Regions from separate parts of the Homo sapiens genome. Here regions 1 and 3 are each linked to region 2. A link is an interaction called in ENCODE POLR2A ChIA-PET data of the cell type or tissue named here. Cell type or tissue: MCF 10A. All regions are shown on one strand. Links, peaks and the distances in the headings refer to the core of each region. The heading gives the core; the rest is flanking DNA.

Region 1 (10,657 bases), core at 1,677-9,676, 77 kb after region 2:
GAATAGTAGCTCTACAAAGTCAGAAACTGTCTTGTACATCATTGCACAGTCGTGCTGCAATAGTTCTTGGCACACAGAAGGAAATATATAGATAAATGTTTGTTGACTGAACAAATTTATAGAGACTGAATCCTGGAAGAGCAATAGCTGTATAGCTTAGTGGCCCCATTCAATAGTACAAAATAAGCTTGACAAATGCTAAATATTTCTGAATAAACTTGGATGGTAGGATATTTTTTCTTCTGGTGACTCCTTGGGACTTTGATATTTGATTTTCCTGTTTGCCACCCAGTTTAATGTCAACAGTCTGGTAACACCTGAACCTTGTTATGCTTACTTTAATGTTTTCTTATAAATCCAAAAAAAGGCCATTTACAGTCACGCATCAGAAAAATCTCATTACTTATTGGCCCAGGGGTAGGCACTCTACTCCTTTCTCCACAAAACACCCAAAATAACAATGTTGGGCTCACAGCGAGTGTTCTGTAACTTTTATTTGGTTAACTGGTTTTTTTCTCAAATTATCTTATAAGATAGGTGTATCTACAATAAGAAACAGCGGAAAGTGAAATTTTTGTCAAATAATAGGGGAAATATTTATTGAACAGAGCAAAGTAATAATTCATTAAAGTCATTTTTCTGTTTCTAGGAAAATTATTTTGTCATAAAACCAATGGATCACTGCCTCCTGTGTGTGTGTGTGGTGCCTTTGCCTGACCATCTCTGCCGAGATGACATCCTCTTGGGGGATGATGGGGGTTTTGTGAACAGATTCACAGTCAACAGTGATGACTTTGGAATAAAGCAGGCAAAATCCAAAAGAAAATTACAAAATCAGGTCTTAGACTCAAAGAACTTTAAAAGGTAAGAGTATCATACAGTTAATTTAATTCTTTTAATAATTATAGTCTTTTGCAAGTAAGCTTTATGGTACAAAGTGAAAAATGAGATTTAAATTACAGAAAATAAGAAATTAAGACAAAATTAAAGTAATATAAACAATTAATTATAGTCATTGTTCATGTATACACACACACACACACACACACACACACACACAGAGTGAAATGCTTCTGGCCTCAAGAAACCATCAGTGTAATAGCTCCTAATTTAAGTGCTATTGACAACTAAAACTTACAGGTACTTGAGTAGATTGAAAAGTTAAATGAAAAAATTAAATCGTGAAAAAAACTATAAAAGATACATGTGACTAGTTACTAGCACTTGAAGATAGGAAAAGTTCTAAATATAAAAGCAATGGATATAGAATTCAAAGAAAAAGTTTGATAGATTTGACTATATACAAAATAAAACCTCTGGACATCAAAAGCTAGTATTTTAAAAGCAAACTGGAATAAATATTTGTGACAAATATGACAGACAATGGGTTGATATTTTTAACAGGTCTTAGAGTTCAATTAAAAGATATAATCCTCCAAGAGAAAAATGAGCAAAGGTCATGAACATGTAATTCACAAACATGTGCACACAGTACAAATGGTCAACAAACATTTCAAAGTGATCATCAGAAAAAAATGCTAACAATAGTTATCCCCAACTGATAATTATCATCTTCCTTATAATTGCAATGTCTTTAAAGTTTTTGAGAAAGGTATGTATTACTTTTATTAGCCGAAAAACCTAAATTTTATATTAAATGGTCTTCCTTATTTATCATAGAAGTACAAGTTAAAATCAGATACAATTTTTCACTTATAAAATCAGAAATGATTAAAAATGGGGAAGACGCTGTGAGCTGGGCATTCTCACATTAGTTGGTGGTAAAAGTATGAGTTGGATCCACCTTTCTGGAAAGAATTTCGGAAGCTGCATCAAGTGCCTTCATAACCATTAATACATTGGGACTTGGTATCCCTATCTTCAAAAATATCAGTATGGTTATCACAGCTTCGCCTTGCCTTGCCTTTCTTTCCTGTTTTGACAGAGTCTCACTCTGTCGCCCAGGCTGGAGTTCAGTGGCGCAGTCTCGGCTCCCTGCAACCTCCGCCTCCCGGGTTCAAGCGATTCTCCTGCCTCAGCCTCCTGAGTAGCTGAGATTACAGGCACGTGCCACCAACGCCAGGCTAATTTTTGTATTTTTAGTAGCAACGGGGTTTCACCATGTTGGTCAGGCTGGTCTCAAACTCCTGACTTTGTGATCTGCCCGCCTCGGCCTCCCAAAGTGCTGGTATTATAGGCTTGAGCCACCGTGCCTGGCCCACAGCATTATTTCTGATGGTAAATTATCTAGTGTCCAATAAAAGGGGAATGGTTACTTTAGATATTAATCATTTACATAAATAATTCAGATATATAAATATATAATATAAACATAAATGATATATATTTATATATAAAATACATTTTTTGTCTGACACCTAAAATACATTCAGATTTCAAGGATGTTCAGTAAATCATAGTATAACCATATGTCATGCACCCATTTAATTGTTTTAAAAAATATTTAATGGCATGAAAAGTGTTTATGACATAATGTCAAGTAAAAATTATTTATCTTTCAACAGATGAATTTGGGGGATAAAAAAATTTTAATTTAATTAATTTTTTATGTATATATGAATCCAGTCTTATAAATGTGTATATGTGTGTGTATTTCTACTTAGAAAAATATTGAGTATAAGTATCCAAAACTTTAATAAATAATTTCTATAGGACTTCAAAGAGGTGATTTTTAAAATTTTATTTGTTTTCTAAATTTTGTACAATGAACATTTTTTCCTTATAAAGACATTAAAAAATGGATTATACTTTGTTATTATGTAACAAATACTTTATCCCAGAGTTAGAATATGCAATTAAAAGCTCATTACAACTGATACTACGTGGAATTAAGACTAGTCCCATTGCTGGAGCCCTAAGAATGGTACAATAAAATTTACTGGCTCCATTTTCCATCCTTCACATATAAGCAGTATTACTTAGTCCCAACAAAGAATTAGACCTGATGGAGGACTTCCCCAATCTGTGATGTGCTGCTCTATATACTATTAAGCATTTCATTCTAGTTATGCTAGGCTTTTAGAATAGATGCTGAGACATGAATCTGCTTTTTATTAATATGTGTGCCACCTGTCAGAAAATTCCATGGCTCATTTTTCAATCCCAATCCCTGTTTTCATTAGATAGATATGTGAAAAATGAGATTTAGAAGTCTGAGGAAGTTAAGGAATCTGGGTACAGTTAAATGAATGCTAATTCATGTTGGTTCTTGTGGTTATTATATTCATGTAGATGATTTAATCATGCAGATGATTTAAATCATTCAAGACTACGGTGTATATATAGGCTGAGTGTTGCGGCATTTTCTTACACCAAGAGATCTTCAAACCTCACCAGAATGACAAGTATTAAGGCCAAAGAGTTAATTAAATTCTGGAGCTATCATACAAGTTTTCCTGCAGCTGACATCCACAGAATTCATTCTTGTTGAATGGGTGGATATGGGGGTAGTAAACACTGATATGCAAACCATTATACAAATTAAAGAAAGAAGTAGCCAGGATCCAGAGTTCAAACATATCTGGCATGAGAATAGAAAGCTCCCTCCCCACTCTGTTTAATGTCATATTGTAGAACTTTCATGCCTTGAGCTGTAAACATTTCTATTCCTCAACTAGAATTTAAGCAACTTGGTGACAAGAATTTTTACCTTAATCATCCTTGTGTCCTTAGTACCTGGGATGCAGTAGGTGTTCAATAGATGTGAATGAGGAGACAAATAAGCCATTAAATATTGGTAAATATAACACCATGAAGACAGAATTTTGAGGCAGAGGTTTTGTCTGTAACCTTAAGCCCCACATTCAAATGTTTTGTGAACTGATGGCCAACACTCTGACAAGGAATATTATCACTATCCCCCACTCAGCTTCACCAGTGATCTCAGATTTTACATTGCCCAGTACTTCAGTTTGAAAAGTACTAATGGAAAATATATTTTCAGATGGATTGATTCAAATAAGATATAAAAGAATATGAAGCATACTGCTCCATTTGGATCATTAGAAATTTTCTAGTAAAATAAAATCAATAGTGCCATTATTGAATTGGGATTCTTCTAGATTGTTCTTTTAATTCTGAATTCACAGCTCAAATTTTGAAGAGTCTTTTAAAGTTACTTTTCCATTTTAAGTATGCTTGATTATAAATAAACAGTTAAAAGTGGGCCAGGTGCAATGGCTCATGCCTGTAACCCCAGTACTTTGGGAGGCCGAGGCAGGCAGATCACCTGAGGTCAGGAGTTCGAGACCAGCCTAGCCAACATTATGAAACCCCGTCTCTACTAAAAATACAAAATTAGCTGGGCATGGAGGTGCACACCTGTAATCCCAGTTACTCGGGAGGCTGAGGCAAGAGAATTGCTTGAACCCAGGAGGCAGAGGTTGCAGTGAGCCGAGATCGCACCACTGCACACTCCAGCCTAGGCGAGAGAGCAAGACTCCATCTAAAAAAAAAAAAAAAAAGGTGTTATAATGCATTGGGCTGTATTCTACATTTGGGTTTAGTACAATTCAGTTACAGTCAAAGTAAATTGCTGAATAGAAACATATTATACGTTTGTGTGTCTAACATAAATCTCCCCTGCCTTTTCTTAATCCCCAGTGTTAAAAGGAAGCTACATAATGACTGGGTTATGAAAATTAGATATATTTCAGCCCTAAATTGTTTTGGATCCTGCTCCTTAGACAGTAATCATTCATTAGTTTTGGAATCCTTGAAGAGACTCGAGGATAATTTGTAAGTATAGTAATTTATATACATGAACAGTCTGTGAATTTCAAGCTTTTTACAATGATAAAACCATGACAGCTTTGAAACTTTCAAACTGGCTTTAAAAAAATCGGACATTAACTATTCCATTTGTTTGGGAAGGTTAATTAGATTTCTCAGGAAGAAATTGAAGCCACTTATGCAAATTTGAACATGACGTGTCCTAACATCAACTGTGCCCATTTGTTGTTTATTTCTATCATCTACTGAAATTAATCAATACGAGTGCATCTATAACATATTTCAAAATATAGTTCTGTTGGTAAAATTTTATAATTTTAAAATCATTCTTACAGGTCAGTTGGCTAACCAAGAGCTTGTGAGTATGATCTGTAGACCAGTAATCATGTTTCATGTGTAATATACAAGTTGGCATCCTCATAGAAAGGTTCATTTGAATATTGTCTTATTTTCAATCTGGTTAAATATGTATTAATAACTAGAAAACCGATATTGTATCTTAATTTGGGGTTTTAAAATTGCATTGAGATGTATGCTACAACATGAATGAATATCAAAAACATTAAGCTGAATAACAGACGCCAGACAAAAAGACTGCATATGGTATGATTCCATCTATATGTAATATCAAAAAAAGGGCACATTTATAGACACAGAAAGTACATCAGTGGTTGCCTAGGACTGGTGGTAGAAGCAGGGATCCCACATGGGCACAAGGGGACTTTCTTGGGTGATGAAAATGTTCTAAACTTATTGTGGCGACTGTTGATTGTTACACAATTCTCTAAATTTACTAAAAATTATTGAGTTGTACGCTTACAATGAGTGAATTTTATGATATGCAAATGTTATGATACCTATTGGGGTATTACATACCCTAATAAAGATGTCTCAGAAAAGCTCATCGAGACTCCTGGCTGCCTTCCAGTCTGGCATGTAAAGAGCTTGGAAGTTGCCATTCCATCCTAACAAGTAAAAATGTAACAAACTAAAAAATAAATAATTTTTCTTAGATCCATCAGAGAAGTAAGGTCACAAGGCAGTTTTGTTGCCCCCACATTGGAGAGACAGAGGGGCAAACACTGGGAATCACAACTTACTGGAGCAGAAATTCATGGGCAGGAACCCCCTGAATAACCAGTATAGGGCAGGAAAACCTAAATTGTAATGGACAAGTGCTCAGCATGGACAATTTTAGAGTTAAAAATTCCAGGGGTGCCCAGTCATAGGGGCCCCTATGCTTTTGTGAGTTTTACTTCCAGGAGTTCAACAGATTCTTAAAGTGAGTATCAGTGAAAAATTCTCTCTTACTTCTGGCGGAGGGGAAGGAAAAGGCACCATTTTGAAACGTGCCAGAACATGTTGTTCTTTCCAAGGTATGCCCTCAAGAGAAACTATGTTATCAGAGTCTAAGCTATTGGAACTTTGTCAGGGAATAACTCACAGAGGGAAGGAAAACATCCACTCTAACCTCTGGTCGCACCTAAGAGGGAGGGTGAGGAAGACTGACAAGCACTTGTGAAATTCGCAATCCAGACACACAGGCTCATCAAAAGAAGGAGACTTACTCACAGGATTCACCTTCCCCCACAGCTTACTGACATGTTACTAATGGCCTATTTATAGCAGTTCCCTTTACCCAGTAAATCATGTCCAGCTATCAAGAAAAAAATTACAAGGCATACTAAAAGGCACAAAACAGATTGTCAGAGTGATCAAAAAAACAAGACCCAACTATATGCTGTCTATGAGAAACACACTTTAAATATAAAGACACATATAGGCTAAAAATAAAAAGATGCAGAAAGATATACTATGCTAAAACTTATCAAAAGAAAGCAGAAGAAGCTATGCTAGTTTTATATAGAACAGATATCAGTGCAAGGAAAATTGTCAGGGATAAAGAAGGGCATTACATAATGATAAAGGGGTCAATTCTTAAAGATGCTCTGACAATCCTTAATGCAGATGCACCTAACAACAGAGCATCAAAATTAATGAGGCAAAAACTACAACTCCAAGAGACAGAACAAGCATCAGAATCAGATGCAGACATGGCAAGGAGGTTGGAATTATCAGAATGGGAATGTAAGACAACTACAATTAACAGGCTAAGGGCTCGGATAAAGCAGGCAGCAGACAAGAACAGACGGGCATTGTAAACAGAGAGATGAAAATTCTAAGAATAAAAAGTTCTAAAGATCAAAAACACTGATAGAAATGAGTAACGCCTTTGATGGGCTCATTAGTATACCGGACGTAGCTGAGGAAAGAATTTATAGAAGATTCAAAAACAGAAAGCAAAGAGGAAAAAAACTGAAAAAACAAAACAAAACAAAAAAAACCATAGGATATCCAAAAACTGTGGGCAACTGTGAAAAGTGTAACATATGTGTGATGAGAACACCAGAAGAAGAAAGGGAGAAAGGAAGAAAAGGTACATTTGAAGTAATGACTAAGAATGTCCACAAATTAAAATGAGACACCAAACCCCAGATCCAGTAATATCAGAAAGCACCAAGAAGGATAAATGCCAAAAAATAACTATACCTAGGCATATCATGTTCAAACAGCAGAAAAGTAAACATAAAGAAAAAAACTGGCTGGGCGCAGTGGCTCACACCTGTAATCCCAGGACTTTGGGAGGCCAAGGTGGGTGCATCACAAGGTCAGGAGTTAGAGATCAGCCTGACCAACATGGTAAAACCCCGTCTCTACTAAAAATACAAAAATTAGCTGGGCATGGTGGCGCACACCTGTAATCCCAGCTACTCAGGAGGCTGAGGCAGGAGAATTGCTTAAACCTGGGAGGCGGAGGTTGTAGTGAGCCGAGATCACACCACTGCACTCCACCCTGGGCGACAGAGGGAGACTCTGTCAAAAAAAAAACAAAAACTTGAAATGAGCCAGAGGGGAAAAAAACAACTTATCTGTAGAAAAGCAAAGACAAGAATTACTTGTGATTTTTCCTCAGAAATCATAAGCAAGAACAGTTGAGTGAAATATTTAAAGTGTTAGAAGACCTACCAGCCTAGAATTCTGTATACCGTGAAATTAGCCTTTAAAAGTGAAGGAGAAATAAAACTTTCTCGGACAAACAGAAATTGAGGAAATATGCTATCAGTATACCTGCTTTTCAAGAAAGGGTAAAAGAAGTTCTTCAGAGAGAAAGAAAAGCCGTAAGTCAGAAACTTGCATCTATATAAAGAAAAGAACAGCATCAGAGGAAGAAAAAGTAAAGGTAAAATAAAAATTGTTATTTTTGTTATTCTTAACTTTTCTAACAGATAATTTGTTCAAATAATAATGACAGCAATGTATTCAATTATATACACAATATATACACATATAAACATATATGTATGTATATATGGTATATTTGCTATGTGTAAGCAAAATAAATGACAGCAATAATACAAATAATGGAAGGAATTAGGATTTTTGTTTATTTTAATATACTTGTACTGCCTGTGTAGTACAGTGTTACTTGAAAGTGGACTTGGATTAGTTGTAAATGTATATTGCAAATGATAGGTCAACCACGAAAAATTGTTTTTTAAAAAATGTGTAACTTATATTCTAAGAAAATAGAGAAAATGAAATCATGTAAAGTGTTTATTTTAAAACACAAAAGGCAGAAAAAGAGTAAAAGACAAAAATAGAAACAAAGAAAAGCAGCAATTAATAGAAAACAATAACAAATATAGTAGATATTAATCCAACTATGTCAATAATTACTTTAAAAGTCAATGGTCTAAATACAGTAGTTAAGAGACAGAGATTGTCAGAGTGATCACAAAACAAGACCTAACTCTATGTTGTCTATAAGAAACCCACTTTAAATATAATGGCACATATAGATTAAAAGTACAGGGATAGGGTAAGATATACCATGCTAACACTTATCAAAAGAAAACAGGAGTTACTATAAAAACACTTAGCAAAGTAGGAATAGAGGGAACATCATCAACTTGTAAAAAACATCTACAAAAAACCTCCAGTTAACATCATCTATAGTACTGGACAGTTTTCCCACTAAGATCAGGTATAGCATGTTTGCACAATACAAGGTTATTATATACAAGTCAATAACTTTCCTATATCCTAACAATTAACAAGTGGCATTTTAAATTAAAAACATAGGCTGGGCACAGTGGCTCATGCCTGTAATCCCAGCACTTTGGGGGGCCAAGGCGGGCAGATCACCTGTGCTCAGGAGTTCAAGACCAGCCTGGCCAACATGGTGAAACCCTGTCTCTACAAAAATACAGAAATTAGCCAGGCATGATGGTGGGTGCCTATAATCTCAGCTACTTGGGAGACTGAGGTGGGAGAATTGCTTGAACCCAGGAGGCAGAGGTTGCCGTAAGCCGAGATTGTGCCATTGCATTCCAGCCTGGGCAACAGAGCAAGACTCCATCTCAAAAAAATAAAAAAATAAAAAAAAAAAAAAGAAACACAATGCCATCTACATTCGCATTTGAGAATGAAATACTTAGGTATAAGTCTAACAAAATATGCAAGATCCAAATGAGGACAACCACAAAACTCCAATTAAAGAAATCAAGGAATTAAATGAAGAGATATTCCACGTTCATGAATAGAAGACTCACTATTGTCAAGATACCAGTTTTTCCCAACTTGATATGTAGAGTCAATGCGATCTCACCCAAAATTCAGGAAGTTATTTTGTGAATCTTGACAAGTTCATTTTAACATTTATATGGAAAAGCAAAAGGTCTTGAGTATTCATCACAATAATGAAGAGGAAGAAACAAATCATAGGACTGACAAGTCAAGACATAAAGCTATAGTAATAAAGATAGTGCGGTATTGTAAAACAATGGAAAAAATAGATCAACAAAGCAGAAATAGACCCACATAAATATAGTCAACAGATCTTTGACAAAGGAGCAAAGGGAATACAATGGAGCAAGATATTCTTTTTAACAAATGGTTCTAGAACAAAGAAATAATTGATGAGCTGTACTTCATTAAAATTGAAACCTTCTGCTCTGCAAAAGACTCTGCCAAGAGAATGAGAAGACAAGACACAGACTGGAAGGAAGTATTTGCAAAAGACATATCTGATAAAGGACTGTTATCCAAAATATACAAAAAATTATTTCAACTTTATAATAAGTAAACCAACAACCCAATTGAAAAATAAACAAAAGATCTGAATAAATACTAAGATACACAGATGGGAAATAAGCATAAGAAAGGATGCAAAACACTTTAAGTCATGAAGGAAATGTAAATTAAAATAAGATACCAGTACATACATATTAGAGTGGTCAAAATCCAGAACACTAACACCACCAAATGCTGGTGGGGTGTGGAGCAAAAGGGACTCTCATTCATTGCTGATGGGAATGCAAAATGGTGCAGTGACTTTAGAATTCCGCTTGACCGTTTCTTAAGAAAATGAAACATACCCTTACTACATGATCCAGCAGTCATACTACTTGGTATTTACCCAAAGAAGTTGAAAACGTATATTCACACAAAAATCTGTACATGGATGTTCATAGCAGCTTTATTCATTATTGCCAAAACTTGGGGGCAACAAAGAAATCTTCAGTAGCTGAATGGATACACAGACTCTGGTAATCCAGATGATGGAATATTAGTCAGTGCTAAAAGGAAATGAGCTATCAAGCCATAAAAAGACATGGAGGACCCTTAAATGCATATTACTAAGTTAAAGAAGCCAAACTGAAAAGGCTACATACTGTATGATTCCAATTATACGACATTCTGGAAAATGTAAAACTGTGGAGACAGTAAAAAGATCAGTGGTTTCCAGGGCTTTGAGGGGAGGGAGGGAGCATAGAGAATTTTAGGGCACTGAAACTACTTTGTATGATACTGTAATGGGGGATAATGTCATTACACATGTATC
Region 2 (10,657 bases), core at 1,674-9,673:
AAATATGTACCAGAGCATGGAGACGTAAAAGGACACCAAGGGGTCTATAAACGATGATTCAAAGATGTCAGGGCTCACAGGAGATGGAAAGAGAAATTTAGAGAGAGCCACATTGACAAAGGCTTTTAACTTCTAGCTAACGTTTGTGTTATTTTAATTTTTTTTATTTTTTAACCTTTTCCTCTATGAAATAGTAAATTATGAATCTGTTACTCTCTTGTCCTTTTACATCATTAGATTCCCCTTTTCCTCCTCCTCCTTTTTCTTCAGTAGTGAATGCTCATTCTGGCAGTAGTAGAGAATGTAAAACACGATTGGAGGCCATGGAAACCAACTTGAAGGCTATTGCAACAGCAGGCAAGACATGATGGGACCTCAGCTAGGATGACATTAAAAGGCATGAACAACAAAGTCTGGATTCCAGAAACATTTAGCAACTGGTATCAACAGAATCTATCTGCTTATCGAATGTGAGGCGTGAGGGGCGAGAGGAGTTAAAAGTAACTTTGAGGTTTTTGGCTGGGCACGGTGGCTTATACCTGTAATCTCAGCACTTTGAGAGGCCGAGGCGGGTGGATCACCTGAGGTCAGGGGTTTAAGACCAGCCTGGCCAACATGGCGAAACCCTGTCTCTACTAAAAATACAAAATATTAGCTGGGCGCGGTGGCAGAAGCCTGTAATCCTGGCTACTTGGGAGGCTGAGGCAGGAAAATTGTATGAACCAGGGAGGTGGAGGTTGCAGTGAGCCGAGTTCGTGCCATTGCACTCCAGCCTGGGCAACAAGAGTGAGACTCTGATTCAAAATAAATAAATAAATAAATAAATAAATAAATAAATAAATAAAATAAATAAAATAACTTGGAGGTTTCTAACCTGCCTAAGGAATAGCGAGTGATTACATGAACTGAAGTAAAAACCACAAGGTGTATGAACAGATGTGGGGAAGACAATAAAATCGTGAGCTTCCTGGAGCATAAATATTTGTTGAATGAGTGGACGCAGAGAGACTGAAAGAAAAGCAGTTCAAATGAAGAATGAAAATAAGACTGGTCTCCTGAGAAGTAAGGGAGAAAAGGGTGTGGGTGGCAAACGGGTTAAGAGGCCTGGAGGCAAGTCCCAGCTCCCCACGAAATAGCTCTGTAACTTTCAGCAAATCAAACAATCTCTTTTTGTTTTCATAAAATTGAAAATCCCTTCATATTTTAACATTTCACGATTCTGCAATTAATAAGAATGAAATACAGAGGTGCTGGACTCAGAAAGCAATTGGTATAACATAGTTAATATTCATTTATACCATGACAGGTTTGTTCTTCTGTGGGAGTTGGAGGGTGGGGAGCAATATTATTCCCAGTGTCTCACACACATGGCATCCAATAAATGTTCTTTGAATTAATAAGCGAAATTTACTAAATACTCAAGTGACCGGAAGAAGATTGGGTTTTGGAATCAAGTGGAAGAAAATACTTCAGAGAATAATGGTATAAGGCTGGGCGTGGTGGCTCACACCTATAATCTCAACACTTTGGGAGGCTGAGGTGGGCAGACCACCTGAGGTCAGGAGTTCAAGACCAGCCTGGCCAACGTGGTGAAAACCTGTCTCTACTAAAAATACAAAAATTAGACAGGCATGGTGGCATGCATCTGTAATCCCAGCTACTCGGAGGCTGAGACAGGAGAACTGCTTGAACCTCGGAGACAGAGGTTGCAGTGAGCTGAGATTGTGCCACTGCACTCCAGCCTGGGCGATGGAGCAAGACTCCATCAAAAGACAGACAGACAGACAGACAGAGAGCAAGAAGGAAGGAAGGAAGGAAGAAAGAAAGAAAGAAAAGAAAGAAAGAAAGGAAGAAAGAGAGAAAGGAGGGAAGGAAGGAAGAAAAAGAAAAAGGAAGAAAGAAGAAAGAAGAAAGAAAGAAAGAAAAAGGAAGAAAGAGAGAAAGGAGGGAAGGAAGGAAGGAAGAGAAAGAAAGAGGAAGAGAAAGGAGGGAAGGAAGGAAGGAAGAAAGAAAGAGAAAGGAGGGAAGGAAGGAAGAAAGGAAGGAAGGGAAAAGGAAAGAAAAAGAAAGAAAGTAATGATATAATAGCAAATATAGCAAATAATGGATTTAATTCAAATCACAGTAGTGATTATTGGGACAATGAAAGTATCAAGGTAGATGACTTTCATATTCAGAAGTCTATTTTTACCTTATTAAATTTTTATCTAAAAAGTGATATTATCCTTTCTTTACCTGATTAGATTCCTAGAAAAAAAAATCTAAAAACCTAAAGAAAATGACATAAGTTGACGCTAATGAAATACTGTTGGTTTTACGTAGTTTACAAACTTTCTTATTAAGTATAATGGTATTTACTTTTATAACTGCCTTTATGTGTTAAAACATAGTTTGGCACTCAACTTTTAGTTGATTTACATTGAATACGATTTAGTCTTTCATAGGCAAGAAAACTCAGTACAAATAATTGCACTGTTGTAAATTAGTAAATTTCAATGTACCTTAGAGAGGAATAAATGAGTTCTTATGGTGAAAGCAATAAGCTGGTAAAATAAGCTGGTATGAGCATATCATGTTCATATATTCATTCATTCATTTAGTCATTACTTATTGCTTGTGATGTTTCAGTCACTGTGCTAGAAAATAAATATAAAGAGGTGAGTGAAACCAACCCTCATGGCCTTAAGGTCCAGTGGGTAAGAGAGACAATAAAAAAACAAATCAAACAAGCAAATCAGTGCAGTGCTATGAAGAATAGAGAGTGCAGGGATAGAGGATAATGTGAGGCATGGTGGGAAGGACACAGAAAGGGACGCAGCTGCTATTGGCAGGCTGTCAGGAAAAGACCCATTGCACTCAGAGCTGAAGTATGAAAAATCCCAGCCTTGTGATAAGTCAGGGTGCAAGAGGTTAGTAACACTTTCCTTCTGGTTATTTTGGTCAAAGAGACTTTAACATTTACTAATATCGTTTTTGATCAAGCCTGTGTCTTAGCAAGCACAATGAGTTTCAGGTGCCTGATTTCAGCTGTTATGTACCATGACATGTTAGTACAGATCTAGCAAACCTTGTATTTCCCAAGTCCTCCCTGATAGCATGAGCATATAACTGAGTGGCAGCATGAGTCAGACTGACTTAGTCTTCGAGGGTAACCCAACTGAAATGATCTAATCTACATCTTCCTTGCAAAATATGCAGCCCTTCTCCCATCAATGCTTTATTTACTAACAAATTTTGGTCTTGAGTTGGAATTAATTGCTGTATTTTATTTGATTCCCACAACACTCCACCAGGAGGATAAGAATGAAAGGACTGTCTTACAACTACTTTAGACCTTTAACTGATGTTGAGCCTTATTAACGCAAATAAAAACTACATGGTACATGAGCAGATATGAGGAAGACAACCAAATTCTACTTCAAATGGTGCATCCATTTCCGTGAACACTGAAAAGCAATGGGAATGATGAGTGCTGCAAACTGGGTGCCGGTTATGCACCAGGTCCCATGATCATCACTCCACATATGATATGCACTCTTTTGGAAAGAAGGTCTGTGGCTCCAAGGGTTAAGGAATTGATGTCTCCACCAACAGGTGGTGGAGACAGTTTTGAGAACCCAAGACTTACTCCAAATCCTGTGATTTTGTCTTAATACCACCTGCCGCCACTAAAGGGTGACTTCTACCTCTCCACAAATTCTACCAGTGGTAAAGTGATGTCTGTGCCTTCGCTGCAAAGCTGCAGATGGATCAGGTATGTGCCTATCACTGTGCTGAGTAGGTCTTTTGGAGAAACCAGAGACATGTGGTCCTACCCTCAAGAAGACTGCAATACTGTATTTTTATATCACACACAACATTACAGAACAATGTAAGATGATATGTGATCATATGTCAAAGTTATGGTGCAAAAACAAACCAGAAAAAGTAAAATCCCAGTGGACTACTGGCTTCATTCAGAGATAAAGCTTAAGTTGGGTCATAAAAGATGGAATAGGTGTTAAGGAACAGAAAGGAATGAAATGGGCATTTCTAGCTGAAGCCTCCTTGAATTATTGCAAGAGTGCCTTGGACTCTGGGGTGTGGAGCCAGGACCAAGAGGTGGGAAGGTCAGTCACTACAGGGGATGGCGCAAAGCTGATCTGCCTTCCATGGCTGTCCATGGTCCACAGCAGGGATAGTCCATCTTTTTCTTACTGTTTTCCCTAATAGAATTTTGAAAAACTATGTATACAACCATATTTAAACTGTGACATCTACATTTTTTGTCTTAAGTTTAAAGAATTGTGTAATATAAACATTTCAAAATTGGAACCATTGGAAAGGGCTTATGTACCCCCCAGCGGTTTTGAAGACAGCGGTCTGTAAAATCAAATCTCGTTGGCATATCATTAGGCTTTGCCTAAGCTTGCTGCAACGGGATACACACCATGCCCAGGCTGCAAACTGCCCGGCATGTTCACTCAGAGCTGGCAGCTTTGATACTGCTGTTCCTTCTGCCTGAATTGCTGCCAAAGATCTCACAGTCTGGAGAAGACAGATGTGTAAACAAACAATTACAGGAATGTGATAAGAGTTAAACAAAGCTGTGTCGGGGAGCTGGAGAATGCAATGGAGGAAGTACTTATCTCTGCCTGGGGAAACACTGGGGAAGGTTTTAAGGGAAAGCAACATTTGAATTGATGAACAGGAGAATTTTATCAAGTTGACAAGAGTGAGGATATTTCAAGGCCAAGGATACAGTATGTATAAAAGCACAGAAGTGAAAATATATATTTAAATGTCTACTCTGTGCATCAGTTTGAGTCAAATAGTTCTTTCCGGTATAACTTAATGATTATACACTCATTTGCAATATTTATCAACAAACACATGTCATACACATACTGTGTGTCAGGCACTGTGCTAGACAATAAGAAAAAAAGATGAATTATAAACAGAGAAGTAAACTACTATAAAACAATGTGATAAATTCAGTAATAGAGACATATGTTTGAGGCCAAAAGTCCTGTATTCAATTCCAGTTTTCTCCATATTACCTAATGAATGTCGTCTGACTTCAGATCAATTTCATTTTTTTTCACATAATTACTCTGTGACCATGGGAAAATTAATTAACATCCCAGAATCTCAATTTGCTCACCAGTAAAACTGAGATAATAGTACCAAAATGCTGTCTCATCGTGTGGGTGTGTGGCTGTATTAAATGAGAATATACATGTTTAGTAAAGTGGTAATGCGTAAGGTATTATTATTATTACTGAATAGTTGAATATCTTGGAGCTAAATTGCTTTAAGTAGTAGAAAGTGGGTGGAAGGCATGGGAGTGGACAGGGCTCTGGAGGTTAAATATCAATACAACTCTGGAGCTTAAATATTAATACAAGGTGTGTTTATCAATATACAACTACCCAATAATACAGTTATTTTCTCACTTTGGCCACTAGATGGCCACATTGAATAGCTTATTTATAGTTCAAGTATCTAGACTGGGGTAAGCAAGTTCACACTAAACAGAAGAGCGTGCTTCAAAAAAGGCCATGACCGAGACCTGTCAATCCTTATCTGTTGTATGAAAAGGTTACTATGACGAAACCCATGCCTTCAAGGAGCACATAATCCAGAGAAGGAGGTAGAAGGAGAAACTCTGCCTATAGTGGGAGGAGGAACACCCAACTCAGGGTATTTTCTGTGGGAAGCAGGTACCACCTGAGTGAGTCTTAAAGATTAAGCACACTTTAACAAGGCCAAAAAAAAAAAAAAAAAAATGATGGGGAAGTGAAGTGACAGCCAATCCTCTTATCCTATTCCAGGAAGAGAAAACAGCTTATGTAAATACATGGAGATCTGACAGAGCTTGCACCATTTAGGTGCCTGCAAATAATTCAAAATGGTAGGACGGAGTTCTAAACAGAGAATGAAAAGACTAAGGACTCTCCTAGAAAACCCTTAAATGCCATGCGTGGAGCTTGGAATGTGTCCCGAGGGCTCTGAGGAGCCATTAAGCTGTTTTTGTTCACTTCCATTACAATACAATTCTAGAGAATTTTATTTTCTTTTGATTTTGCTTTTGGAGGTTTTCCTTATGGGAAGTTCCCTTGGGCTGCAATGAGGAAAATGGATTGTGAGCCAAGCCTGGTTCTAGGGAAACCTAGTGGAGAAATATGGTTACTGTGATAAGGAATGAAACTGATGCAGTGGCACTAGGGAAGGAGAGACGAGGAAGGTCCACCATATTTAAGGAAGTTAATCTTTGTTGGCTGTGGGAATGAATGAAGAAGAATCAAAGCAAGTCTTGGGTTACTGGTTTGTTATAATTAATAGCTGATGTTGCATTGACTTAGAAAAGAAATGGGAGAGAAGTAAATTTGGAAGTGAAGATGATTAGGGGATAACTTATGTCATCATAGATTCTCTGGATCATTTTGAACAATATCTGGATGGACTGTGTTTCAAATTCTCTACCTATAAAATGGGGCAACTGTAAATACCTGTCTTGTGGTCTTCAGAGTTGGCTGGGTGAATGAGCACACAGTAAAATCTTCCAAACTAAGTGGATGCATTTTTCTCAAATTAATGAAAATTTTGCTCACTCAAAAATATATCAATTTGTAGAAATTTAAAAAGATGCAGTTTAACTATTTTTGTTCACAGATAGTAATGGAAACAAAACTCTACGAAGATTGCTTAATAAAGATACTACTTTACTAAGTAGTGGTCTTTATGAGACCATCCCTAGAAGCTTTATAAAATTAATCAAGGAAAAAAGGACAAGGGGAATGTAAAATAAACCAAGCCTGTGGTACATTCAGCATGGATTATGAGGTCAGCTTGCTCTCTGACCTGCTTCCTCATAGCTGTTTGCCTCTTGTCCCAGAATCACGTAGACCCTGTGACAAAATTATAGTTCCCCTTAACTGCTCTATGGATAACAGCTTGAACATTATATAATGTTAAGTTTTCCATTTGAGATATTCTTTCAGGTCCTACGTACCAGTGAAACTACTGACATCAGCTTGCCTGAAGGATCCCACGAGAAGCTGACTCACCAAAGAATGCAGTTTCCACATCCTGATGATTTCATCCTCCGTAACCCAACCAATCAATGACCCCAATTCCCATCCTCTTTCTCCTCATGGTCCCCTTAAAAATCCCAACCCAGATCTCCTCAGGGAGATGAATTTTAGGGTCTCCTCCATCTCATCGCTCAGCACCCACTCAATCATGGCTGTTACCGTGCAGCGGGCATACCATCCTGTTGCTCCTATAATATCTAGTCATATGAAACAATATTAAAGAAAACCAGTACATTTAATATGCTTGAAAAAGTTTGTTCTTTTAAGCAAGTAACCAATTCTTCTTTGAAATCTTGTTTATATTGCTTATTTGTTGAGAAAGTTTCCTTCCTCCTTTTTATTTAATTAACAATAGTAATTTCAGCCCACTAACACTTATAGAGAGTACTTACTATGAGTCAGGGACTGTTCTAAGCAGTTTGCCTGTGTTATCTCACTTAATCTTCATAACAACTCTGTGAGACATGTAGGAATTATAATTACGATTCCCATTTTACAGATGAAGAAACTGAGGCAATAATGGTTTAGTCATTTGCCAAGGTCACAAGCTAAAAAATAAAAGAGCCAAGACTCGAATCACACAGTCTGCTTCCAAAGTCCATGCTGTGCTATACTTGTTTTCTAATTCTTCTTTGAGAATTATCAAAAATTTTATATTAGTGATGTAGAGTCTCTATAGAAAGCATATTTAATCCATTGTCTGCTACGTATGTTCTGTAACCATGTCTAACTTTGATATCAGAAGAAGTCATTTTTTTAAACTCAATATTCTTAAATTGAAGAATTTTAGAGAAAATGAAAGACTACCTTCATTTGAATAATATCTCTCAGCTGTTAGAATGAGTGATTTCCATTTGACCAATAAAAGCAGTTTGCTAGAACAACCAAAGTGGTAGTTGGTTTTTATTATACATGTTTTCCACATCAGGATGTGGAAACTGCATTCTATTAAATTTTCATGTTCAGTAGTCTTCATATTTCGTGCACAATGACTCAGTTTCAAAGGAAACCCAGCACAACATCAAAATTAAAACCCTTTCTGTGGGTTAAAAAATTAAGATTTCAGGTCCGGTGTGGTGGCTCATGCCTGTAATCCCAGCACTTTGGGAGGCCAAGGCAGGCAGATCACCTGAGGTCAGGAGTTTGAGACCAGCCTGGCCAACATGGTGAAACCCTGTTTCTACTAAAAATACAAAAATTAGCCAGGCTTGGTGGTGCGCACCTGTAGTCCCAGCTACTTGGGAGGCTGAAGCAGGAGAATCGCTGGAATCCATGAGGTGGAGGTTGCAGTCAGCCGAGATCATGCCAATGCACTCCAGCCTGGGCAACAGAGTGAGACTCCGTCTCAAAATTAAAAAAAAAAATTATGATTTCAGGTAATCAACTTATATAGAAATGTATTTCTGACCATTGTGTGTCATAGCTACCCAAATGCTTGCAGTGCATTTAAAACTGAGAGGCCCCTTAAGAGAGGGCCAGTGAACTACCAGAAGAGAACGATTGAATGAGGCAGGCCACATGCTGTGGTCTGTGGCTAGCTGCTCACAGTTTAAAATGCTGCACTGTTGTTTCCATTGTGCTCACTCATGCTATCCTTCACTGGTATTTCACATGCATTGCATTTTTTTTCTATTAAATTTAGTGACTTTTTAAAAAATAGGGTACACGGGGCAAATAGTTGCCATAGTTGTTAAAACATACGGACATTTTTCACCATAAGCATCTCCTCCTAGGCTACGCTGGGCACCTGTGCAGTAGCTTGGAAATCGTGCCAGGCTTACCTCCCCTCTGTTATCTTTGGTTCTTTTAATATCAGCTCCCCTTGTTCTCTGACCATTCTGGCTTCAAACTTGGCTTCTTTTCTGCCTATAGTCCCATTTGGACAGATATCCTAGCCTTAGGCTTTTCTGCCTACAGTCCCATTCGGACAGATATCCTAGCCTTAGGCTTTTCTGCCCATAGTCCCATTTGGACAGATATCCTAGCCTTAGGCTTTTCTGCCTATAGTCCCGTTTGGACAGATATCCTAGCCTTAGACTTTTTGACTTGCCTCTGATTTGACAAAGCTTTAGGCGTTTGTTTCCCCCCAGTAATTGCTTAAACTCCACAAACCATAACCAAGGAAAAGGAGAGCCCTATCTTGGAATAGGACCTCATTAGAACTTTTTCCACACTTATGCCTCTGCTCGTCAGGAAAGGATATTGAACAAGATGGTTAACAATGCAAAAAAGGATCATTATTACACTAAGAGACCCAAGAAATATCCAGTATGACCAGAGTCTATGGGCTGAGTGGGAAAAAAGTTTGAATATAAAGTAACTTCTCTGTGGAATTAATTAAGGTTCAGAAGAATAACAAACATAAGCACAGTGGGGCCAAAGTCTAAAAAAAAAAAAAAAAAAACAGTTGGATGAAAGCACTTAACAGGAACTGAGAATTCTAAATTCTAATCCTAAATCAACTGCACTCATAGAATAAAAGTGTGAAGTGTGGTACCACAGATAAAATGGGAGGCATACGCTTTGTTTCCAACACTTAAAATTATTTCGTGAACACAGCAATCTAGGTTTTATGATAACCTACCACAGTATGCTCAAGAAAACTGCATCAGACTCTGATCCACTTTAGGAACACATTGTTTTGCTTAGTTTTCCCATTCCTCTATCCCCTATCTCGTATTTGCTTTTAAAACCAACAGAAAGCCTTTCTTAGGAAACATTTCTAAATTCATTTCTGTGCCTCATACCATTCCCACTATTCTAGTGCAGGTTCATATTCCGTAAATGACTGCTGTCAGCCATCTATGACTAAATTTCTTTTGTTTGTACAGCCTTTGTCATCCTCCTGGGCACCACATACCAGATTAATCATTGACTGGACTCTATTCGTGTGCCATCCCAGATCTCCGTGACTCCACTCACAAGCTCCTACTCCCAACTGTGTGCCCTATTTGCCTTGCTTCCCAGCAGCGGTGGCTCTATGACTATAGTTACAAAGCTTCAGCTGCTGCCACTGTCACCACCATTGCATACCTGCATGCAGATAGTGCCTTGCTGCACTGGACCCATGGAGGCTCTGGCTTCCCTAGTGGCTGCCTGAAGCTGGCTGATCCAACCTAGAGGCAAACGGACATTAACATCTCATGGAGCAGAGTTGGACCAATGGCCAAGAGACAGGAAGAAGCCAGAGATTAGATTGCTTGCACTCTCCTGTCATGCCATGGGTTGTTTCAAGCTGCGTTAGTATCAGGTGGTCTCTCTGAAGATGTCCTGCAAGACCCAGTGACCAATCGTGGCCAACTCGGTGGTGCATCCTCTCTCTAAGATTTGGCCTCCTCCTTTCCCTGCCTCTTCCTCTATTCCCTTACTTTTGATTCCCTGGGATTATGATCCCCAATAAAGCATTAGCATATATGCTTTGCCTTAGGCTTTATATGCGGGGAACGTGTGCTAAGATAATCATCTTATTACTTTCACAAAGCCCTTTCTGGAATAATGACCTGCAAAGCTCCCTTCGCATAGCATGCTGGCTATTAAGAAACTCTGTGTATTTCTTGCACTACCTAGTCAACCTTCTCTTT
Region 3 (10,657 bases), core at 1,189-9,188, 100 kb after region 2:
GCAAGAGGAGGGCATGGGGTGAGCCTGGAAGGGCGATAGGGATCACTCAGGGCCAGGCCAGCCAGGTAAAAGAAATGAAGTCTTCTTAGAGCACCAGGGAGCCACAGGAGAGAAGTGATGTGATCTAATTCATATTTTACAAGGGTCACTCTGTCTGCAGCACGACAATGGGATTTGGGTTGGGAATGAGGAAAGAAGAATGGGCAATAGTGGAAGCAGGCCAGGCGCGTGGCTCACGCCTGTAGTCCCTGCACTTTGGGAGGCTGAAGCAGGTGGATCACCTGAGGTCGGGAGTTTGAGACCAGCCTGTCCAACATGGTTAAACACTATCTCTGCTAAAAATACAAAAATTACCTGGGTGTGGTGGCACATGCCTGTAATCCCAGCTACTCAGGAGGCTGAGGCAGGAAAATTGCTTGAACCTGGGAGACAGAGGTTACAGTGAGCCAAGATTGTGCCACTGCACTCCAGCCTGGGTGACAAAACGAGACCTTGTCTCAAAAAAAAAAAAAAAATAGTAGAAGCAGAGAAATTACCAGTTTATTGCAGTAGTTCTGGTGAGAGAGGATGGAGAGTTCAACCAAGATACTGCAGTGGGAGTGGGAAGAAGTGGTCAGATTTCAGGTATATTTCAGAGGAAAAATTAACAGGACTTGACAGCAGATTGGATGTGGCTGGTGAGCAAAGGAGAAGTGTCCAAAAGGGTTCCTGGCATTATGTGCTACCCAACAGACTCACTTAACCACCCAATACCCTTTCCGGATTAAGACCTTATAACAGGTCGGCCCATCCTCACCACAAGCAAAACCACAAACCCAGCATGGAGGGCTGGATTTTCTTTTAAACAGGAACAATACAAAGTACTACGCGAATATCACCACATAATGGAGTAAGTAGATTCTTACTGTTAATTACGACTTAATCATTACTTGTAATACGGCCTGGGGGCAAATGGATTTACAACCAACTTAGAAATGAGCCTATCAAACATAATCTATTTATAAGTCAGAATTAACTTGATAAAGAAAAATATATATGTTTTCCATCTAATTTGTGTTTTCCAGGCCTGTCAGAGAGTTTTCCATGCCAAGAGGAGCCAACACTTTTTGCTACTGTGTTAAGGCAAATGTGATTGTCACTGGAGGTGAGAGGGCGGTTCACATTACATAGGGGTTTTCTACTTTGCAAACATCGTTCTCTTCGAGTTTTGGTGCTAGGAAGAACACATTAGGGAATTTACAAATTTGTATCAAGTCAAATCTGTTTGTCTTTTTCTTTCTGGCGTCTGGATTTGATAACATACTTAGAAAAGCCTTCTTCAGCCCAAGAGTGTGTGAGAGAAATTTTCCTGTATTTTACTAGAATTTGTTCTTACTGTTTTGTTTTCTGTTTTACCTTTAGAGCTTTAATCCATCTGGAGCTTATTTTATGTGTGAGAGCATGAGTTCCTAGGTCTCCCAGGAGACCTGGAGCCCCCGGCACTTATGTGTGTGCGTGTGCCTTTTTCTGGAGAAAAATTTCAAAATTTCATCAAATCCTCCAGAGGAGATCATGACCAAAAAGGTCAAGAGCCAATGGTTTAGAGTTAACAGATGAGAAGACCAGGAAGACAATCTTGAAGAATACCAACATTTAAGGGATAGGTTAGGTAGAAAATAACAAAAAAGGTTATCTGCTAAGAGGAAGGAAAAAGGTAACACAATAAGTTTTGTCGGGGGAAGGTAGGGGACTGAAATGATCTTTGAGACTCAGACTCCTTATTTATAATACTGGGGTTTTAATATCCATAGGATGGCCTTGAGCCTGGGCCCTGGAGTCAGACTGTATGGGTACAACTCCTGGCTCTCTCACTTGCGAGCTGTGTGGTGGGCAGGCTATTCATTCCTTTAAGCTCCAATCTCATTTGTAAGTGGAGTTGATAATAGTACCTACCCATAATGTTATTATAGGAATTAAACTGACTGGGCTCCATGGTTTACACCTGTAATCTCAGCACTTTGGGAGGCCGAGGCAGGAGGATTGCTTGAGCCTAGGAGTTCAAGACTGCCCTAGGCAACATGAAAAGACTGCTAGTCTCAGCTACTCAAGAGGCTGAGGCAGAGGATCACGTGAGCCCAGGAGGTTGAGGCTGCAGTGAGCCATGTTTGTGCTACTGCACTCCAGCCTAGGCAACAGCAAGAGCCTGTCTCAAAACAACAACAACAACAATAGCAACAAAACTAAACTAATTCAAAGTCCTCAATACAAATTTGTTATTAATAATACAAACAATAAGAAAATAACACCTGGACAGGCGCAGTGGCTCGCACCAATAATCCCGGCACTTTGGGAGGCTGAGACAGGAGGATCGCTTGAGCCCAGGAGCTCAAGACTAGCCTGGGCAATACAGTAAGACCTTGTCTCTACAAAAAAAAAAAATTAAAAATTAGCTGAGCATTTGGTGTGTACCTGTAGCCCTAGCTACTAGAGAGGCTGAGGTGTGAGTATTGCTGGAACCCAGGATGTTGAGGCTGCAGTGAGCCGTGACTGTGCCACTGCACTCCATCCTGGATGACAGAGCAAGACCCTGTCTCAAAAAGAAAGGACGAAGGAAGGAAGGAAGGGAGGGAGGGAGGGAGGGACAGAGGGAGGGAGGAAGGGAAGGAAAGGAAGGAAGGAAGGGAGGGAGGGAGGAAGGGAAGGAAGGGAAGGAAGGAAGGGAAGGAAAGAAAGGAAGGAAAGGAAGGAAGGAAAGAAAGGAAGGGAAAGAAAGAAGGAACGGAAAGAAAAAAGAAAGAAAGAAAGAGAAAAAGCAAGGAAGGGAGGGAGGGAGGGAGGGAGGAAGGATGCCTACTTCATAGGATGGTGTTTGAGATTGATTGAGATAATTTATGCTTGGTGCATAATAGGTTCTCAATAAATATTAATCCTCTCTGTTTAAACACATTGGCAAAATCACTTTGGCAAAGGTGGAGGTTTTGTTGGGATAAAATGAAATTTGCGATTCTAGTTAGGAGACTGTTAGAGAAGACATGAGTCAGATGGAGAGGGTCTGAATTACTGTAGGTGCTATTATTTAAAAAAAGAAAGACTCGACCTCAAAGACATGGGAAATTAATTATTCATAAGACTTGGAGATGCAATGCTTTTGGGGATTAGTAAGAGAAATCAACCAGCTCCACGTTTGTATGGTGGGAGAAATGAAAGAGTAGCAATTGTGTTGATAGTTGTACAGAAATTAGGAAGTGGGTGCTTACCTGGGGAAGAAGAACAAAAGAAAGCTCAATTGTGAACTTAAATGTCAAGTGTTGATTGGACATTCAAGAGAAGATTCCTTTTGGTGACAGGAAAAGATCTGGTTGGAGATGAATGATGTCAGGGCTCCCTAGGCTACCTGGATCTGGGAGAAGATGAGCTCCCAGAGGTTCCTCAAGGAGGCCAGGGTGGCCTTGTAAAAGACAGAAGGCATGTAGGCTTGCAAGACTTAAATGAGCAAAACAGAAACACAAACAAACATCAAGAAAGTGGCCTACATTGCAAACCCAAACTTTAAAAAGGGAAGAAACAATAAATATTTTTTTAAAAAAGAAGAAAACTCTGTCATCAAGAAAAAAATCAATAAATACATCATTGGCAAAAGAGTTTACAGCAAAAATATCTATTAAAGGAGCCATGATGTTTAATGAGTAAGTGCTATTGGCTCTGTCTATCATAAGATTTTTTCAAATTTCTCACTCTCAAACATACACAGCAGGCGGTTTGGTTTCCTATCTAAAGTGTCCTGCCTAATCCCTGAAGTGCCTATATTGCTAAATATAAAGACAGCTGAGCTCCTATTTCATGGCTGGGGAATCTCCCCTAAGGGCATAAAGTTAATTTTTTTTTCAAGTACACTGTGCATTCAAAATTTATATTTAAATCTATGCTCAGCTCTGGGCCTTCTATAACACTAAACTGAAATTAGCTTATGGTTCCAACAGTATTACAAAGATAATATAGTAGCCTATTGGCAAGCACAACAAATAAAAACAATGCACTAGAAGTTAGAATAGCTGGGTTTAGCCATCGCCTGGCCAATCACCAACTCTGATTTTTCAGCAATCACTTAATTGCTCCCTTTTGCTCATTTTCCTTATCTGGTGAAAATGAGGAAGTGGGACTAAATACATTTCAAGATCCCTCTGAGCCTAAAATACTGTGATTCTATTTTTTAAAGAACTGCCTGTTCACAGGGAGATAAACTAAAAATGTCCTTTGGAAAATTTGGAACCCAGTTTGCCAATTAGATGCTACTCAATATATAATTACAGCTTTGTGCACTCAGAAATACCAAAACATTAATTGTCCACAAACCTCTAAGACTCAAGTGAGGACATGAAGAAAAGAAAGGAAGGCATATGGATAAGAAGTCTGTAAAGAAGTGTGTGGGAGTCATGGCTTGGGTAGGGAGCAAGTTTCTTGATACTTGGTAGTGATGATTCTAAGAAAAACAGGAATCCAAGTCTCTCAACCAAACTAATTACAGTTATTTAAAGATCTCCATACTGAAGTCTAGAAGACATCAAGAAACAAATGCTAGAATCAGAAAAAGAAGTGGGATACTTTCAGAAAAAGACGTGGGTTACTTATATCCCAACTGCTTGATCCCCATTGCTCCTTCCTGAGTTAATGACTGTCTTGGCTTATTACTTCCAACGGAAATGGGCACAGTTTTTGGTTTGGATCACACATCAGAAGGAGGATGCAAGAGATGAGGGAGGGAGAGCCCCTTGGTGTGAGAGATAAAGCAGCAAACATGTTTGAGAATCAAACTGCAATGAATCCTCCTGTCGCCGTTGCATGTCTTTAGTTAGGCAAAAATATTAGCCCTCTTCCTCTTTCAATGCAAACCCTGCACATGAAACCCTTTGAAAAAGCAGTACGTAAATATATGGCTAATGTGAAATTTGATTCTAAAATCTGATTGTCACATTATGCTGTCACATTAATCTTAACCAACTCCTCTTCACAGCTCTTTGCCCTCACACACAAAAGAATACAAAATGTTAAGAACTGACCAGTTTTTATAGGCTTTGTAATCTTAGTATTTTAATCATTTCTGGGGGAAAAATGTGTTTGGTAAAGTTTTAGGACTTAAACCACTTCAGTGTTTTTGGATTAAGTCATTTGACTCTCATTAACCTCAGTGTTCATTATATTATAAGACCCTCATCTACAGCTTGAAAACGTGTTTATTATAGGTTTTCTAGCTCTCTCACCAAGGGAAGAAAACACTTAGTAGTATGACCGACAAGCAACTAATACTTTTCATCATGCATAATTTATTGAATTGTCACAGTTATGGAGCCTCTATTAGTAGAAAATGCAAATTCCCAGTAACTGAAAACACATTTTTCTCAGGAGAGTACTCTTGTTGATTAGTGACTCAGCCAAGCACCATTGCTAAATGTACGGTATGTACCCGCTGACGACTCAAAATATACAATAAAAGCAGCTTTGCTAGGCATAGCTGAATGTGTTAAATGTGCAGGGACATTTGATGAGCTTCAAAAAAGCACAAGCTTTTGCAGGAAAAAAAAAAAAGCCAAACCAGGACAGAGTGTTTACCAAGAAAACCTAAAAATTTCCTGAGCATTATTTTGGTGACCATCAAGAATATTTTTGCTGAACAGTGTTTGCACTAGCCTTTTAGGAATTAAGTTCTTAGTATGGAAGATTCAGAGTAGGAACACAATTACCTCCCAAAAAGATATTTTGGGGGCTCTGCATGCATTTTTTTCATGTTTTGTTCAACAAATATTTTCTGCACAATTGCTATAGACTAGGCTATTAACCTTATAAAGGTCAGGTTGTATTCCTAACCTGCGAACATTTAAAGCCTAATAGTGTAAGACAAGTTTATAGGTAACTACAAAGTATAGCATGAATCAACATATGATGATGATGATGATGATGATGATGGCGATGGTGATAATAATACAGATGAAATAGTATAGGCTTTGAGAGCTTCGCATCTGTCCCTTTCTGCTAATTCTGCCTCCACAAAGCCACCACATATGATTCCATTCCAAGCAACGAAAGCAAGCAGAGCTGGAGGACATCTGTGGAGTAGGCAATAGGGAACCTCCAAAAGATTGGATTTTCTTCACAACGAATAACGGACAAAGCCATTAGTTTAAGAGGCCTAGATATTTCTCAGGTGGCAGATCTCTATTGCATTCTTCTTCGTGTGATATACAAGTCATAGATTTTCTTCTGGGGATATAGCCTATTGCCAGCCTCATCATCCAGGAATGATAATGCCCATTTCAGGGGATGTCCCACCAACATGATGTAAGATCACCTATGGGTGCAAGGCTTAGGTTCTGAACATGTCTGAATAGCATGACACATCTTGACAATTCCCAATGAAAAGCAAATGCAGTCAAGATACTGCATTATTGGAATTAGTCAGTTTGAATCATGTAACTGAATATCTGGTGAGTTTCTTACTACCTATGAAAATTCCAGATTGCCCTCTGCTTTCACTGTAGTGATGTCTCCCTCCGGAGCACATAATCATGAAATTTTAGAGCTGGATGGAGCCTTGAAGATTATAATTTTACATGAGGAAATCGAGACCCCAGACAAGTCGCACAACTAGTTAGCTGGCAGAGCTGAGACTGAATCAGTTCTCTTTGCACCCACTCAGCCCTGTGTTCTTCCTGGACCACAGAAATCTGGTTTACTAGATGCTATCTCTCTCCTGCTTTTTTGTGTGAACTAAGCCCGCTCATCTCATCAAGAGTGATGCACTTAGATGAAGTGACTCACCCAACTGAGAGAAGAATCTGCTAAAGGAAAGAAAATCCTCTCTTTGATATGTGACTTTTATCTAAATTCTGGCTTCACACACGCAGAAAAGAAAAAAAAAAGAAAGAAAAAATAGAAAGCAACAAAAAAACAGGGAATTAACTCTTTATGAGCCATAATATTTATAGTATAAAGACCTATCTTCAGATTTGACATACTCTTTACAAATAGTTGTTTACCCTCTATATCTCCTTACCTTATTGCTACTACTAGATTGTGAACTCTCAAGAGCAGGGATCATATTTCATATATCTGTGTATCAGTTCCTCTCCCCTAAATATAATCTAAATGCATTGTAGGAACTTAGAATAATAGTAATAGTAATTGTTAGTTTACGGTCCAGAAACTGTTCAGTTACACATTTACAACTCCACTCAATCTTCACAATAAAACTATGATGTTAACTTCCATTTATCCTCATTTTATAGGTAAGAAAACTCAGATGCAGAGAGGCAAAGCAACTTACTCAAAGTCATAAAGCTAGTTAAGGGGTAGAGCCAGGTTTCAAATCAAATATGATTCGCTCAAAATACGTGTCCTTAACCACTTCATGAGTGACTCTACAAGCCAACTCATTTACTTAGCAAACATGTATTAAGCACTTACTACTTGCCAAACACTGCTATCAATGAGAACTACTAGGCTCACCAGATAATGGGTAAACAGATAGGTAAACAGACAATTATGAGTGCTGTAAAAGAAAGCTGAAGAAAGCACAGTAAAAACACAGAAGAAGGAGTCTGAACTCCGTTTAGGGCAGAGGAAGGTGATTAGGGAAGGCGCTGCGGAGAGTAATAACCAAACTAAGTCTAAAAGGGTGTAAACCTGGGTCTTCTGAAAAAGTAGACCTTGGGCAGGAACAATATCTAGAATTTCTTTGTATCCTTCACATCTTGCAAAATACTAAGGGCACAAAGGTATCAGAAGAGAAGGGGGAGCATAGATTTAAAAAAATTTCTAAGTGCACAGTTAGCTTCTCAAGAGATTTTTCTCTCTTGCTGTTAATAAGGGCAGCATGAAAGTTTGAAATTTAAGAAAATATTCCATTTCCTCATTAACCACAACCCCTCCAATATCTTGTTTGATGTTTTAGCCAACTTGAGCTGCCTTAACAAAATACCATAAGCAGAAAGGTTTAAGCAACAGAAATTTTCTGGAGGCTAGAAGTGCAGGATCAAGGTGCCAGCATTGTCAGTTTCTGGCGAGAGCTCTCTTCCTGGCTTGTAGACATCTGCCTTCTCTCCATGTTCTCAAATGGCAGGGAGAGAGAGGGGAGAGAGGGTGGGTTGGGGCAGCAGGAGCTGGTGTCTCTTCTAATAAGGACATTAATCCCATCATGAGGGCCCGCCTTCATTACCTCATTGGAACCTAATTATCTCCCAAAGGCCCCCCATTTCCAAACACCATCGTGTTGGGGCTAGGGCTTCAATATATAAATTTGGGAGGGAATGAATTCACTCAATTGCAATTCTTAAGAAATGGAAACCATCAGCTATGCAATGAGTTTTTTTCAGCCTGCCTTTAATAACACTCCAAGAAGTGAGAGCCTCTGAAATGAACAAATGACCTTCCAAAAAAATTAGATGAACATTCAATGAAGATCCATTTTTTTGTTTGAATACATGTTTTTCCCCTCTTTGGGGACTTGATAGTTAAACCTCTGAGCTGTGATTCATCATCCCAACAATGAAGTTATTGAAGTGGTTCAAAAAATATCTTTTGAATTCTTACTATAGATTATATGTGACAGTAAACAACAACAAGTCCTGTCCTCAAGGCACCTGGAGTCTAATAGTGGTCCAGACAAATAATTAACTATGAAGGATGATGGGGATGAAGGAGGCACATAGGTAGGGCACTCAGGTTTGAAGAATATGGAAGTATTCTGGAATATTACTGGAGGAAAAGCTATGCTGAGACTTGATGGATGGATTGGGATACTCGAAGAAGAGAAAAAAGGTAGAGAAAAATACTATGCTTTTTCATGAGGCCCAATAAAATAATCATAGAATTATGGAAGCATCTATCAAATTTGCCTGGTTTATAAATACCCAACTAACAAGTCACCTAATTATCCCTCCATACCTGACATGCCCTTTCAGTGTGGATAATCTATCAAAATAAAAATCCAATATACATCAGGAAATACATCCTAATGGGTGGCCCAATATATAATATCAGATTAACTAGAATTACTATTTTGGGTTTTAAAAATTTATTTATTTTCTTTTTTTCCTTCAAATTTATTTTAAGTTCCAGGGTACATGTGAAGGATGTGCAGGTTTGTTACATAGGTAAACATGTGCCATGGTGGTTTGCTGTACAGATCAACCTATCACCTGGATATTAAGTCCAGCATCCATTAGCTATTCTTCCTGATCCTCTCTCTTCCTCACCACCCAGTGAATGTGAGTTGTTCCCCACCGTGAGTCCATGTGTCCATTCTCAAGGTTCAGCTCCCACTTATAAGTGAGAACATACAGTGTTTGGTTTTCTGTTCCTGTGTTAGTTTGCTGAGGATAACGGCTTCCAGCTCCATCCACATCCTTGCAAAGGACATGATCTTGTTCCTTTTTATGGCTGCACAGTATTTCATGGTGTATATGTACCATATTTTCTTTATCCCATCTATCATCGATGGGTGTTTGGGTTGATTCCATGTCTTTGCTATTGTGAATAGTGTTGCAATTAAGATACGCAGCCATGTATCTTTATAATAGAATGATTTGTATTCCTTTGGGTATATACCCAGTAATGGGATTGCTGGGTCAAATGGTATTTCTGTCCCTAGATATTTGAGGAATCGCTACACTGCCTTCCACAGTGGTTGAACTAATTTACACTCCCACCAACACTGTAAAAGCATTTCTTTTTCTCCGCAACTTTGCCAGCATCTCTTGTTTCTGGACTTTTTAATAATCACCATTCTCACTGGCATGAGATGGTATCTCATTGTGGTTTTGATTTGCATTTCTCCAATGACCAACGATGTTGAGTTTTTTTAATATGTTTTTTGGCCGCATAAATGTCTTCTTTTCAGGAGTATCTGTTCATGTCTTTTGTTCACTTTTTAATGGGGTAGTTTTTGTTCTAGTAAATTTGTTTAAGTTCCTATAGACTCTGGATATTAGATGTTAGTCAGATGGATAGATTGCAAAAATTTTCTCCCATTCTGTAGGTTGTCTGTCCACTCTGATGATAGTTTCTTTTGCTGTGCAGAAGCTCCTTAATTAGATCCCATTTGTCAATTTTTGCTTTTGTTGCCATTGCCTTTGGTGTTTTTGTCATGAAGTCTTTGCCCATGCCTATGTCCTGAATGGTATTGCCTAGATTTTCTTCTAGGTCTTTTATGGTTTTGGGGTTTACATTCAAGTCTTTAAACCATCTTGAGTTAATTTTTGTATAAGGTGTAAGAAAAGAGACCAATTTCAGTTTTCTGCATGTGGCTAGCCAGTTCTCCCAGCACCATTTATTAAATAGGGAATCCTTTCCCCATTGCTTGTTTTGGTCAGGTTTGTTGACAATCAGCTGGTTGTAGATGTGTGGTTTTATTTCTGAGATCTCTATTATGTTCCATTGGTCTATGTGTCTCTTTTCGTACCAGTACCATGCTGTTTTGGTCACAGGAGCTTTGTAGTATAGTTTGAAGTGGGATAGTGTGATGCCGTCAGCTTCGTTCTTTTTGCTTAGGACTGTCTTTGCTGTTCAGGCTCTTTTTTGGTTCCACTTAAATTTTAAAATAGTTTCTTCTAATTCTGTGAAGAATGTAAAATGACTATTTTGAATTTTAGGCTTTTTATATGTAAATTATGACTGTTAATAATTT

Evidence for each region. ChIA-PET counts read pairs that join two places held together with the same protein. Peaks named below come from ENCODE experiments on the same cell type or tissue, not always from the same donor. Only the 100,000 strongest peaks of a DNase experiment are listed, where the experiment ranks them.
Region 1: POLR2A ChIA-PET joins it to region 2 with 19 read pairs; 3 of 35 experiments call an interaction of 5 or more read pairs at or near these places.
Region 3: POLR2A ChIA-PET joins it to region 2 with 11 read pairs; 5 of 35 experiments call an interaction of 5 or more read pairs at or near these places.

What each region holds. Positions count from the first base shown.
Region 1 is chr1:241,682,838-241,693,494 of GRCh38, forward strand. It overlaps WDR64 (WD repeat domain 64), which reads left to right. Exons shown (of 28, transcript NM_001367482.1): 7 at 650-864; 8 at 4,624-4,758. The region is part of intron 1 of LOC124904603 (a long non-coding RNA gene); the gene reads right to left. Among named protein-coding and RNA genes, the nearest start is that of WDR64, 36 kb to the left of the region's middle. In MCF 10A, for the core only: no CTCF peak of the experiment used is centred there; a DNase peak (open chromatin) is centred at 6,264.
Region 2 is chr1:241,605,745-241,616,401 of GRCh38, forward strand. All of the region lies in intron 1 of OPN3 (opsin 3), which reads right to left. Among named protein-coding and RNA genes, the nearest start is that of CHML, 29 kb to the right of the region's middle. In MCF 10A, for the core only: a CTCF peak has its summit at 5,457 (motif pointing right); DNase peaks (open chromatin) are centred at 3,087, 4,507, 5,477 and 7,047.
Region 3 is chr1:241,710,738-241,721,394 of GRCh38, forward strand. WDR64 (WD repeat domain 64) reads left to right here. Exons shown (of 28, transcript NM_001367482.1): 9 at 1,065-1,144. All of the region lies in intron 1 of LOC124904603 (a long non-coding RNA gene), which reads right to left. Among named protein-coding and RNA genes, the nearest start is that of WDR64, 64 kb to the left of the region's middle. In MCF 10A, for the core only: no CTCF peak of the experiment used is centred there; DNase peaks (open chromatin) are centred at 3,784 and 5,424.